Regions from separate parts of the Homo sapiens genome. Here region 2 is linked to region 1. Evidence: chromatin contacts called from ENCODE Hi-C or POLR2A ChIA-PET data. All regions are on one chromosome and are shown on one strand. Each heading gives the region's core, a stretch centred on a gene start or an enhancer-like site at or near the end of the contact. The rest is flanking DNA. Distances are from core to core; before and after follow the strand shown.

The links. A loop is a pair of places that touch in the nucleus more often than their neighbours do. ChIA-PET counts read pairs that join two places held with the same protein, here RNA polymerase II (POLR2A). Pooled maps may share reads with other maps.
Region 2: a pooled map of psoas muscle shows a loop between it and region 1 (2.3-fold over the local background). The contact joins the promoter of IPW here to the promoter of PWAR5 in region 1. A Hi-C loop is called at or near these places in 4 of 168 maps with a recorded cell type or tissue (IMR-90, Right ventricle myocardium inferior, adrenal gland and 1 more) and 6 of 50 pooled maps. POLR2A ChIA-PET finds 5 or more read pairs at or near these places in 1 of 52 experiments (OCI-LY7).

The regions. Positions count from the first base shown.
Region 1 is chr15:24,980,809-24,987,879 of GRCh38, forward strand. It overlaps PWAR5 (Prader Willi/Angelman region RNA 5), which reads left to right and starts at 4,052. Exons shown (of 1, transcript NR_022008.1): 1 at 4,052-7,071. SNHG14 (small nucleolar RNA host gene 14) reads left to right here. Exons shown (of 148, transcript NR_146177.1): 15 at 967-1,629. PWARSN (Prader Willi/Angelman region RNA, SNRPN neighbor) reads left to right here and starts at 1,186. Exons shown (of 1, transcript NR_022011.1): 1 at 1,186-2,982. SNORD64 (small nucleolar RNA, C/D box 64) reads left to right here and starts at 4,292; the gene lies at 4,292-4,358. It also overlaps SNORD107 and SNORD108.
Region 2 is chr15:25,112,135-25,119,205 of GRCh38, forward strand. IPW (imprinted in Prader-Willi syndrome) reads left to right here and starts at 4,411. Exons shown (of 3, transcript NR_023915.1): 1 at 4,411-5,381; 2 at 6,134-6,248; 3 at 6,931-7,071. It overlaps SNHG14 (small nucleolar RNA host gene 14), which reads left to right. Exons shown (of 148, transcript NR_146177.1): 59 at 3,165-3,522; 60 at 5,276-5,381; 61 at 6,134-6,248.

The sequences.
Region 1 (7,071 bases), core at 2,802-5,301:
TATCATGTTTGACATGCTTTCATTGTAGCTTATAGAATAATTTCAAATAGAATTTTGGGATAAAAATTATGCTACCTTAAAATAGGTTATGAAGTATTTGAGGTATTCTCTTTTTATATGATAGGTAAACTTGGCTTGGAATTAAAAAGATTTTGAAAGTTGCTTAGGGAGCTCCCTGCTTTTGTGAACTCATTATTCCTTAATTATGATGTCAAATTTCAGAAGTTTGTTATTAACATACCGGTATTTTGCTTTTTATAGATTCTTGTAATAGAATATTACAAGTAGAAACTGATTTACATAGATAATTATGTGAAATAGTGCTGCTTGACTAGGATTTTCATGATCTCATTTCAAAGATTAGCAAAAACACCCTTTACCTGGTATGTTTACCTCTGATACTACCTTCACTGATTTCAGCAGGTAGTCAGTTATAATCCATGGATTGAAGTTTTGATTTATTTATTTATTTATTTGAGACAGAGTCTCACTCTGTTGCGCAAGCTGGAGTACAGTGGTGTGATCTTGGCTCACTTTAGCCTCTGCCTTCCGGGCTGAAGCGATTCTCCTGCCTCAGCCTCCTGAGTAGCTGGGATTACAGGTGTGGGCCACCACACCTGGCTAATTTTTGTATTTTTGGTAGAGACAGGGTTTCACCATGTTGGCCAGGTTGGTCTCAAACTCCTGACCTCAGGTGATCCGCCCAACTCAGCCTCCCGAAGTGCTGGGATTACAGGTGTGAGCCACCGCACCCCGCCATGGGTTGAAGTTTTTAAATGCATGTTTTCCGGTAGTTAATACATTGCTTGATTCTGTCTTATAATTGCATTTCAGTTCTCTTCATCTTGTCCATACACATAATAATGCTTAGTATATAATAAAGCAAGGTATATTTTCATGGGATTTTTGTAGTGGGAGAATGACATCTGAGCCTGAAATAGGATATTTGTGTTGTAACTTTTTCAGTGTCATACGATACCATTTTTTGACCACTTAGTTGATGCCTCTGAAAGGAAGAGAGAATCAGATCGCTAAAATTTGATGTGTCGTCAGTGTGGATCCTACTCAGTAGTGTCACAACGAGGCTGAAAATCATATTAAGTGCTTTTAGGACAGAAACGTAAACTGCTCAGGTAAAATAACCTTATAAAGAGAAATAAGCATATATTGCAGAGGCCTTGGCTAGGTTCATGATGACACAGGACCTTGTCTGAACATAATGATTTCAAAATTTGAGCTTAAAAATGACACTCTGAAATCCAGTCAGTGTGCCTCACTAGACTTTTCGATTTCAAGATTTTCTGCAGAAAATGTTTTGAAAACTTTGAATACTTAAAAATGGCAGGTGTAGTATTGCACTTTGCTAGTTGCTCAGATACCCTTTTTTATTTGTATAGATATTCTGAGTTCCTTTTTTTTTCTACATGTTGTACGTTGTCGAAAGCTAAAAGGAAACTTATCCTTGGATCACGGAAGGCAGAGGCATTTGGTGAGATGGAAACAAGGATGTGTAAAAATGAGACGACCACCTCTCGGATTAAAAAAAAAAAGTGCCAGAGTTCTAGGGTTCTAAGTGATGTCCAGGAAGGAGGAGGAATAATATTTATGGAGCATATATTATGGAACACAGTGAGTATAGTACCTGCCTTTAAATGAATACTGTTGGTTTTTTAGGACAGTTGCTTTTTTTTCTTTTTTCTTCAGCTGTGTGCAGTTGATTAACTTGTACAGAGCCTATCACACAATAGATGTTTAAGAAATATTAAGTGAATGAATGAGGCAGCATTGCTAATTTTTGTATAGTGAGACAGTATCTCACAGTCCAGGCTGGAGTTCAGTGGCATTAACATAACTCACTGCAGCCTTGAACACCTGAGCTCAAACGATCCTTTCACCTTATCCTCCAGAGTAGCTGGGACTACAGTCGCGTGTCAACATGCCTGGCTAATTTTAGTTTTCTAATTTTTTTAGAGTTGGGATCTCACTATGTTGCTTAGACTGGTCTTGAACTCCTGGCCTCATGCCATCCTCTTGCCTCAGCTGGTATTGTAGGTGTGAGCCACTGTGCCAGGTACTAATTTTTTTTATGTTAGAAAACAAGTTTTTAGGTATTTTATAGTTACTTCCTTATGACAATATCTCATCAGAATCTAGGCCTATCTGATATCTGACTCCATACGTTTATACCGTGTAGTCAGCCATTCCCAGATAGAGGTCATTTGAGTTACTTAGTGTTTACCAGCACTTGTTTACTACCTTGCGATGATATTTACAGTGTATTTTTGGGTATGGTTTTGGGGTTATTTGGTTGTTGTTAAAATGCCTGTAATCCCGGCACTTTGGGAGGTTGAGGCGGGTGGATCACCTGAGGTCAGGAGTTCGAGCCCAGCCTGGCCAACATGGCGAAACCCTACCTCTACTAAAAATACAAAAATTAGCCTGGCGTGGTGGCAGGCACCTGTAATCCCAACTACGCAGGAGGCTAAGGCAGGAGAATTGCTTGAACCCGGGAGGCGGAGGTTGCAGTGAGCCGAGATCGCGCCAATGGCACTCCATTCAGCTTGAGTGACAGAGGTGAGACTCCCATCTCAAGGTAAAAAAAAAAAATAGAAATCAGCAACTGCTATTTGAGTTTACAGGAGTGAGAAGTCCTCTCTTGCATGGTGAGATGGGGAACATTTAATTCAATAGAAATATTTGAGACCAGGTATGGTGGCTCAAGCCTGTAATCCCAGCACTTTGGGAGGCTGAGTTGGGTGGATCACCTGACATCAGGAGTTTGAGACTAGCCTGGCCAACATAGCAATACCCTGTCTCAAAGATACAAAAATTACCCAAGCTTGGTGGTGTGTGTCTGTAATCCCAGCTACTCAGGAGGCTGAGGCAGGAGAATCACTTGAACCTGGGCGGCAAAGGTTGCAGTGAGCCGAGACCATGCCACTGCACTCCAGCCTGGGTGACAGAGTGAGACTCCGTCTGGAAAAAAAAAGAAAAAAATGAGATATAAAGTTCAAAGGATGTATTTATTAAGCCAATATAAAGTAAAGAGGTGGGGAATGTTGTAGAAGTATATGTTGATAAAGGGATCAGGTGGTTGTACAATAAGAAGGGGGTTGCAGACATGGAGAAACAGTTCTTCTAGCTCTTCCACTTTCAGTATCATCTGTGTGGGTCACTGGAATCCTTTTTCACAATGCCTGCTTGCCCATGAGTTTTAAGAACTAGTACAGTGTAGAAATGATTAGTAGGAAAAACTTGGCTGGGTTAATTTGCTTTGCTGAGCCGATTCAACTTAAAAAGCGAGGTCCATACTAAGTGCCCAAGAATCAAGAAGGAGGCTCACATTTGAACTTGATGTTTAGTTAATGTGAATCATTTTCTGTTGAACTAATGAGAATACAGTGACCTTGAGGGTTAGGTTGTACATCTGAATTGTTCGGGCTGTTTCCTGTCTTTTGGATGTTTTGTTTGTATAGATATTTTCATTTTATGTTACATCATTTGTTCTTTGGTAGCAAAAATTGAGTTGAAATGATACAGTTCCTGAAATCTATGATTTCATGTTTCGGAGATATGTATCAGGAATAATAGTGTGGGTTCTCATGAGAAAATCTGGATTGCATTACTGTGCTACTTTGGTTTCTTGTCAGAGAAGTTAGTAGTTTAGACCTCCTTCAGAATCCTTTCTTTGGACTTTGTGTTTCTTACGTTGTGCCAGCCTTGATTTTATTTGTCTGTCCTCTGTCTTTCTATACCATTTGTTTACACTTAACTCTAGAATTTTTTGATGCATGTTTTCAGTGTACTCTAGTCCTAAAATTGGTTTACATTTAATTATTGGGGAGAATAGCAAGTTGTCGATAGTATCTGTGGTGGCATTAGTGTATTTCTGTTTCAGTTCTTTGGACAGTTTGCTAGTGGAAATAGTCATTGTATTTAGCTCTGTGAGACCCGACTGGCAGATTGCTGTCTCTCTCTCTCTCTCTCTCTCTCTCTGTGTGTGTGTGTGTGTGTGTGTGTGTGTGTGTGTGTGTATGCGCGCCCGCGTTTGTTTCCTTCATGTAGATTGCTGTGTGTGTCTTTTTCTTCATAATTCCCCTTAATTCTGTGTGCTTTGAATGACACTGTTGTTGTTACTGTTGTTTTATATCCATTGTCACATAAAACTCTTATCATTTATTCTTCCAGGCCAGGGACTGTCCTTATGGGTAGAGATACACTATCTGCAGGAATTTATTTTTTTACGTATTTTTACTAGTTGATGGGAAAGACATTGGGAAAGACCTGGGCTGGATTTGTGATGAGCTGTGTTTACTGAGCATGATGAAGTAAAGCTCAACGTGATTACTCTGAAGTCCAGCCTTACTGTCAGTCTAAGGACTCAGGATACAAATACTCAAAACATAAATTCTTAGACTCTAAATTTCACATGGTTTTTCCTATCAGTACAGGTTAAGGATAATGGCGTGTTGTAGGTTTTTCCAGTGCAATACAAGGAAGTTGGTTCTAGATCCTTTAGTACAGTTAATGTTTTGTAGAGTGTGTTCTATGTTCACTGCATTGGTATGTCTCATCTTTGGCATGATCTTGGCTCACCGCAACCTCCGCCTCTTGCATTCAAGCACTTCTTGTCTCAGCCTCCAGAGTAGCTGGGATTACAAGCATGTGCCAACATGCCCGGCTAATTTTTGTATGCTTTTGTGGAGACAGGCTTTGCCATGTTTGCCAGGTTGGTCTCTAAGTGATCCACCCGCCTCAGCCCCACAAAGTGCTGGGATTACATGCGTGAGCCACCGTACCCAGCCACACCTTTGCTTATTTCTACTATGCATTTCAAGTGATCATTTCAAGAGAATAAGTACTTAGGAGCTCCTATGCTCTTTTTTTTTTTAACCCTGTTGCTTGCATCACCCGGTTCCAACCCTATATGAAAGTTTCATGAGCATGTTTCTGTCACTGAGGCAGCTTCTCCATTTGGCATATAATTGAGAAATTGCTAGTTTGTGGCTGAGACATTGGTTTGAGAGGAGACGTAATTTATATATTTAGCAGAATGCTTAAGTTACATTTCCAGAGATTAATTTAATTCTACTTTTAATTAAGTTAACCCTTTGCTGTATCTTTACAAGACGTAGGTGGAGATTTAATTTTGACTCTTAGATTCAGTTAAGGTGATGAAATTGGCATTATATAGTTTTTGATGCTGAGCCCCACGGAGATTAAAAGATTTGCTAAACACCATGCAATTTTTGAATCACATCTCTAATCTCACATTATTCTGTACTCTATTTTTTGCTTGTATGATTGATGGGTCTTTCATTATCTGTGATTGACATTCTATGAGTAGGTGCTTTTGCTTTGCCTATAAGTCGTTATTATGAAGGAGGAATGGTGAATAAGAAGGTAATTTAGAAAAGCCTATATTAAATATACCATGAACATTGAATATAGCAAGATCTTATTCTCTAGTTGTTATCTTAGTTGATAAATTCTGTATGTGTTATGTGTTTGTGTATACATATGTACATATTAATGATGTGGGTGTTGATACTGTGATCACATGACAAATGACTGGTTTATAGTGAAAAGCTGTTGGGGTTCAGAGAAATGAACATTCTTCTAAAAGTGAGGTAGATAAGTTATTTTATAGTTCTTGCCTTTGAGTCTCTGTTCTTCTGGTAGAAATGTTAGTGTATTTATAACCTCTCAGATTTGTTTGGTTCTCTTAGTGTTCTTGATCCAGGCAGTTAGCGATATGTTGGATGAATTGAGAAAAATGAGTTTTTCCTTTCCTACTAACTGAATTAGATTAGAAATAAGCAGTTAAGTGAGAAAAATAGGGAATTAGTGCCAGATATGTTGAGGTGTAGTGTTGACAGGGGGTCTTTTACCTTCAGATGTTTGGTGCAACTTAGAGAATGCAGTGGTAGTTGCTGGCCCAGCCCATCCAAACAACCTCATTTGTGGGGTGATACTTCACAGATGACTTAAAATAAATCCCCTGAAAATAAGAATCTCTGGAAGAGATGACACGTGTATGTGCGTGTGTGCACGTGTGTGCGTGTGTGCACGTGTGTGTGTGTGTGTGTTTTGGTGGAGTGGTAGGAGGAGGGTTGGCTTAATGATGAGAATCATTATTTCTTGAATTGGATGACACTTTCCATTCCTGCAAAGGGAGCGTGAGGTCCAGCCTTGCTAATTCATGATCAAAGTAATTTGCTGAGAGTAGTGGAAGGAATGAGTTAGCAGAAGATGGCAAATTGCATTAATGAGTAGTAGGAGGAAAACAAATAAGCAAATTTTAATGTGGTTGGAACATGTTCCTGAGTTGTATGAAGGGAGACAGGTAAATTGAGAGTAATGTTATGATTGTTTCATTTGTTGGAAATAAGGAAAACTTGCATGGTTTGAATTGTGGAACAATAGGTGGTGTATGTTAGGAGTCAGAATTATCATTTAACATGTAAGTTTCTGTTTTACTTCAGATAAAGAATGTCAGCTACCTTTCCCATGTTAGCTTCTATACCTTTTCTTGAGGTGACCATAAATAGGTAATATTGTCTTTCACTGAGATTGTTTTAATTAGCGAAGTGTGCTGATTAAATGTCTTTTCTTGATAAATTATTAGAATGAATAAAGGATGGTATTTCTAGATAGCCTTGGTTAGTCAGTGATTTGTTTAAATTTAGTGTGGATAAGAATCACCTGAGGGCTTTTTAAACACAGTTTACTGGGTCCTGACCTTAGTGTTTCTGGCTTATTAGGTATAAGTATGAGAAGTTGATTTTTATCAAGTTTCTAGATGCTACAGATCTAGGAACCATACTTAGAGTGCTATTATATGTCTTTTAATGTACACTGATATGGAAAAAGCAATGATACATCATGTTATCGCATATTTTAAAATGTGATCATGACCAGGGAATCTTGAAAGTTGTCTTATGTAATAATGTAAATCAATGTAGAATACCATATATTTTTTTCTTGCAAGGTTATTATTAATAGGAATGACTATTTGTAGCCAATGTGTTCAAATGCATGGGAGGACGTAAACACTTCATAATTTCCTGG
Region 2 (7,071 bases), core at 3,161-5,660, 130 kb after region 1:
GAAGCCTCCTTTCTTATGCATATTTGACAAATGGACATGTATATTTCTCATCTTCCCATATTTTTACTCCATTTCCACAGGTCATGTAGACCAAAATGTGAATGTCATATGAAAGAGTTTAAACATTGCCCTTGAAATATGACAGAAAGTATCAGAAATAATTATACCATTCCATGCTCACAGGCCAGTGGGAATTCTCACAGTAAGCATTTTGTCCAGAGAATATTCTTCTTAGGGAACTATAACATTCCAATGATAATGGTAGTCAGCCATGTGGCTGGATCATCGTTCCTGTATCCTGGTCTCTATGACTTAGTGTGGTGATGGTGTCATTGTGTCCAAGTGTGACAGAATTGTTAGTGTGTAGTGTCTGTCTCCTATCTCAGGCTCACAGTCCCTTTTATAAACATGCCTGGATTGATGATGGCTTCAGTATCTTTTGGAAATCTGGACTGAGCAATAGAATTGCTTCTCTCAAATTGATTTCAAGTCATATAAAAGGCCATGTTACACATATATTGTTAATCTGAGGGAGGCTGTGATCATTTAAGTTGTATTTTATAAACACTAGGACCACCAGTAAGAAAACAATTCAAAAAATATTAAAAGAACAACCAAAGAATTAAAATAGAATAACCGAAAAGATCTGTTTAACACAAAAGAAGGCAGTTAAAGATGAACAGAGGAACCAATAAGACATATAGAAAACAGATAGGAAAATGACAGACATAAACCCAGCCATATGACAATTATATTAAATTTTTAAGAGATTAGGAAATTCCGTTGTTTTTTAAACATGAGCAACTATACGCTGTCTACAGAAGAGACACTTTAGAACAAAAGATACAAATAGTTGGAAAGTAAAAAGATGGAAAAAGCTATATCCAGCGAATCCAGAAGAGAGCAGAAGTGGCTATTCTGACATCAGAAAAAAGAGACTTTAAGATAAAGTATTGCTAGAGAGGAAGAAGGATAGTATTTAATGATAGAAGGGTTAATATGGAATATGTAACAATTACAATCATATCAGCACTAACAACAGTGCCCAAAACTACATACACTGAAATTTAACATGATTGAGGGGATCAATAGGCAATTCAACAATAAAAGCTTTTGTTCATACCCTCTTCTTAATCAGTGATAAGTCAATTAGATAGAGCATCATTGAGGTTACAACATACTTCAGCAATGTTGTCAACCAATTTGACCTGAGATAGATAGATAGACAGTTAGACAGACAGACAGACAGACAGAGAAAACTTCACCCAACAACAGAAATACAAATTATTTTCAAGCATACCTGGAACATTCTCCAGGATAGAGTATATGTTAGGCTATAAAACTGTACTCAATAAATTTAAGATTGAAACCATGTAGAGTATGTTGTGTGACCATAGAGGAATTAGAAATCAACACAGAAATAAATTTGGAGGTCACAAGATATTTGGAAATTAACACACTTTACAGAGCCCATTGGTCAAAAATATATATATTAAACTAGAAAGGCCGGGGGTGGTTGCTTACACCTGTAATTCCAGCACTTTGGGAGGCGTAGGTGGGCACATCACTTGAGGCCAGGAGTTCAAGACCAACCTGGGCAACATGGCAAAACCCCATCTCTACAAAAAAATACAAAAAATGAGTTGAGCATGGTGGTGCATGCCTGTAGTCCCAGCTACTCAGGAGGCTGAGGTAGGGGAATCACCTGAGCCCAGCAGGTAGAAGCTGCATTGAACCAAGATTGCACCACTGCATACCAGCCTGGGCGACAAAGTGAGACCCTGTCTAAAAAATAAAAGGAATCCAGAAAACATCTTGCATAGAATTTGATACAACTAAAGACATGCTTAGAGGGATATTTATAGTTTTAAATAACTGTATCAGAAAAAAAGGGAAGATAAATAAATGACATAAGCTTCCACCTTAAGAAACAAGAAAAAGACTAAACTAGAAGATGAAATCCAAAGCAAGCAGAAAGAAGTAAACAATAGGGATTGGAGCAAAAATTGATGACATAAAAAACCAGACAAAATACAGAGAAAAATCCATGAAACCAAAAGTTGGGTTTGTGCAGAGATTTGTGAAATTTACAATCCTTTAGCTAGACTGACACAGATCATTAGAATTAGGAATGATGGAGACAACATCACTACTGACCCTATAGATTGGATCAGGAATGTCGCTGTTTGCTGCATTGTGCTTTCTTGAGGGGAGAGCTATGAAGGAAAACAAAGTTCTCATTGCACTTACAACTCAACAACACAGCGTTGACATTTTGATTCTCACTGGCTTCAGTGCTCATCTCTGTGAGGTTTCCAGAAGATCCCGTAGCAATATCACTCATTCTAAATTTATCTTTGGGCTACTCTGGGAACGCTGTCTATGGGTTAGCCCTGCTCTGCAAGGAGCAGTAAGAAAATATATATATATTTTTTGAGGCTGAGTCTCGCTCTATCGCCCAGACGGGAGTGCAGTGGCACGATGTTGGCTCACTGCAACCTCCACCTCCAGGGTTCAAGCGATTCTCCTGCCTCAGCCTCCCAAGTAGCTGGGATTACAGGCACGTGCCACCACACACCGCTAATTTTTGTGTTTTTGTAGAGACAGGGTTTCACCATGTGGGCCAGGCTGGTCTCAAACTCCCAACCTCAGGTGATCTGCCCTCCTTGGCCTCCCAAAGTGCAGGGATTACAGGCATGATCCACTGTGCCTGGCAAGTATGTTTGTAGCCAGTGGGGAATTATTTTAACTAGGCAATAATTTGATCTATTTTGGGAAGCCTCTTGTAATCAAATCATATATCAACATTAATCACATGGTGAGTCCTCCATGGTTTTCATTCCTAGAGATTCTAGGATGTTTGACATTTCTCTGCTTAGCTTATAGCAGAAAGGTATTGGATATCAAGAATGTTTGAACAGTTTCTCCTTTTTGGGAATGAAGATGAAATTGGGCTAGAATGAGATGTGTGATTGAGAGAATGTCCCTGAGGCCTGAGCAGTGTGTCCTTTTGGGTATGGGCATTGGAAGCATGTAGTGAATTCTTATAATTTTATGTTGCCTCGGCATCCATCTTGAGTATAAGTTTAACTTTGTTATACCAGAAGCAAGGCTTACTCACTTTTGCACAGTTTCCAGTTCTACACCTCCTTCTCGTTCCTCAGTGTGATTGGTCCAGATAGCTGCCTTATCCAACTGCCTCCTTTGGACCACTTCATCATGGGACAGCTTGATGCAATCTACTTGACAAGACCCTGGAACCCCACACCCCTCATGGAACCAGTGTCCACCTCCCAGTCACAGTGTGACCCCAGGGAACTCTTGCCTGCTTGCTTTAAACCCACCACTTAAAAGTCTCCACAGAAAACCTGTTTGAATAGTACCCTTGACCCAATAAGGGCATTGGCCCCTGGGTGTCTCTCTCTCTCTCTCTCTCTCTCTCTCCCTCTCTCTCCCTCTCTCTCTCTCGCTCCCTGACCTCTGCGTGTGGACTCCAGGCATGCCATATACCCCTCAGGACCTGTAAGTAATACTATCTTTATTTTTATTTTATATCTCTCCTAATCATTGAAAAGGTGCTCTCTATCTTGAAGATACTATATTAAATAAAATGAGAACTTGTCCCTAACACAGTTAGTGATAGGCTGAAACACGCTGATTGCACTCTTTACCCATTTAGTGATTTTTCTCAAGTTACTCTACACCATGTATTATCAACATAATTGATATTACAGAATAGAATTATAAGACACTTCTTTTGCCACAGAAAGTTCTATTGGACTCAGATTATCTAGAGCTACTACATGTATGCTATTCTATGATAAAAGATGTAGATGTGATAAAAACATTTATAAAATATCTGTCTTAGAAAAGTTAGCTAAAATTATTTTGGGAAAAGTATGTTTGAAAATAGAATCGTAAGCTACCACATTGTGATAAATATTTCTAAATGTGTCTATTAACTTGTCAGGAGACAACAGAGTGAATTAAAACAGTAGCCTTGTATCAGTATGTTTTTATTCAGAAGACAAATGCACGTTTTAACTATTATATGTTCTTGGCTTAACTTTTTTTGTAAAGTTAAGACATTACACTTTTACATGAATCTGTAATTTCAAGATATCTTAATGGTTGACAGGGACAGGACAATTGAAGAAAACCTGTAAATACATTTGGTAAAATTTATGATGGATTGTTTTGCAGATGGCTTCAGAGGTTATTAGCACATCTGTTTGAGATATGCACAGTTTTACATTTGTCCCTTAGGTAATCAACAGGGCTGAGATCAGTAAATCACATGTAAGCCACTGTTATGAGGCTATTCTGAATAGAGTTACATCATTTTATCATATCTAGACTTTCTAGTTATATTGGTGCTGTTGAAAATGATTTTGTATTACATGCTTTCTTCCAAATCATAGATCAAGATATTTTATTTATGTATGTCTTTTAAATGAAGAGTGGTTAGGATAGTCCTGATTATTGCACATAAATATTGCCTTTCACTAGATTATTGTTTTGGGCCAAATTTTAGACTATTATTTTAAAAAAGAGTACCTTAGTTTAATCCAACCTTTCCAGATACTTAGAAATTATTGAAATGTATATTTTGTGAAGATGGTCTTATGAAAGTTGTTGAGCTAGAAACATGTCCTTCACCAGTGGAATTCTTAGAAGCTTTCCTTGGGCTTCACTGGGTGCTAATAGACCATGATCGTATTGCTCTGTATATAATGGTACAAATTTTGTTTTATAACACTCAGTCTTAATAGAATGGGAATATTTTATCTTACTAACGTAGTCATTAGCTGGCCACTCTCTGTGTCCATTGGACCTTATAGGGTAAAGGGAGGGCAGTGCGTATTTGAAGCCTGTGCACGTGACACACAAAGGGCTTAGCAACCTCCGTGTTTTCCCAGCACAGGATACCCATTCTTCCTGAATGTTTCATTGTTAAATTAGATTGTGTGTGTGTGTGTGTGTGTGTGTGTGTATTTTATATTAACATACAGATGTATGTATTTTAGTTGCATTTTTTTTCTTAAAATGTTATTTTTTCTCTTTTTCTTTTATGTCAGGTGATGATAGAGCCCCTAGGGAAGCAAAACTGTCCATGCCCTTGCCTTAACTTTCAGATACGATAAAAACAACATTTATAAAATACCTGTCTTAGAAATATTAGCTAAAATTATGTTGGGGAAAGTATGTTTGAAAATAGAATTGTAAGCTACCACATTGTGATAAATATTACTAAATTTGTTTATTGACTTGTCAGGAAGCAAAAGAATGAATTAAAGAAAACTCCAGAGAATGAGCTGACAACCTACTCCCTGGTCAGTGGCTCTCCATGCCTACCTGTGGTCTCTTGGACACCCTTGCAGGTATGTGGGCAGGGAACTGCATGTTTATAGGAAACAGGCCTAGGATGGAAGGAGTTAATAGATCTTGCTCTTCTTGAGTTTGATGACATTTGTTTCCAGTTAAATAGCATGAAAACCCATCTGAGAGCCAGCTGAGGGTGGATACAGTTCTGGGGAGTTAAAGACGAGTGGTCACAACAGGTCTTCCTCGGCAATCCGAGCCCAAAACTGAATCTGCCTCCATAAGACCATTATGTGTCAGCTCTTTATTTATATGATTGATTCATCCAGTGGACTTTTAATTTCTTATGTCCAGATATTTTTTCAGTTCTTTTTTTCGTGATACAAGCACCTTGTGGATTGCCTGTCATAGAACAGGTTCTCAATAAACTTTTATTGAAAAAAGATGTATAAGTAGATTGTCTTGAGTAATTTTGTGAATAACCTGACCAACTAAGCAGTAGAAGACAAATGATTTTAAAACAGAAAGAGACATAACTTTCAGTGGGATTCAGGTGATCTAGTCGGGTCTGGAAATGCGCAAGAGAGAAGGTCCCTGATGCAGTGTGCTGACATTGAAATGTGTAGTTGTGGACTAGATGGTTATGGTTTCAGAACTGTGTAAGTAAGGGGTAGATTCCAAATTAAATCAATATTAAAGAGTAGCAGAGAAGGAATTTCCAGATTCCAGCTGCATTGCTTGTTTCATTGGAAGTGGTGTTTCTCTTTTTTCTTTTTTTTCTTTCTTTTTTTTTTTTTTTTTTAAACCTCAGAAGATGACTTCCTGGGAACTCTTCTGGGAGTGAATGTTATCAGCAAATTCCCAAAACAACACCCCTTAGACAAAAAGCCTCCTCACCTATGCATTGCCTAGACCACCCACTAAAGGTAAGATGTTAGTTAAAATAGTCCTTGCTTTCTGGGAGAAGCCATGTCTTAGTAGAAATTGAGCTGTTAATTTTCCGAATATTGATGATGTTTGATTACATTCTAATTGATTCTAAGATTTCATAATATGTTAAGAGATGCAGCTTTTCTTATATACCTTCGTGGCTTTTCTACATCTCAGTACATTTACTGTTAATATGAAGGATTTCCATAACTTCTCTCATCTAGTAAACTGAACTCCTTCATGGCTTGATCCATTGTGATGCTAGAAAATTGTTGTACACAGAAGACACAGTAGCCTCTCCATAACTGTTAGACTGGAAGTTTGACAAACTGGTCTGAAATAACTGATCAAATCAATGAATGACCTAGAGCTTTAAGAAACCAGATGGGAAGAGACAGACATGAAACCCAAGGTTGTTGATGGCTATTACTTTTGAGCCCAGCAAAAGGAGAAAAAGCAGCACCAATATCTGGCATCCTGGACATGAGGAAGTTTTAATGTCATTGTTTTGGCCTCATCATGGACCCAGGTGCTAGAAATGAGATTTTCTCTGTGTACTCTGGGTATATTTGTTCTAGCACAAGTAGGGGGAAGATTAAAGAGGAATTTCATACCCCCATGACTCCTTAGGAAATGTGTTTCTCACCTTTGCCACTTTTCCCCACTGTGTCCTTGCAGGTGATGGCCACAAAGAGGTGGATTTGTTGAGTTGGTGCCATTCCTTCTACTGCCAGCTTCACCAAAACAATGACACAGTCTTCCTTCCGCATGGAGACTCTTCTCTTTCCTGTGTTGCAGTGGATGCCTCCTGCAGATAAG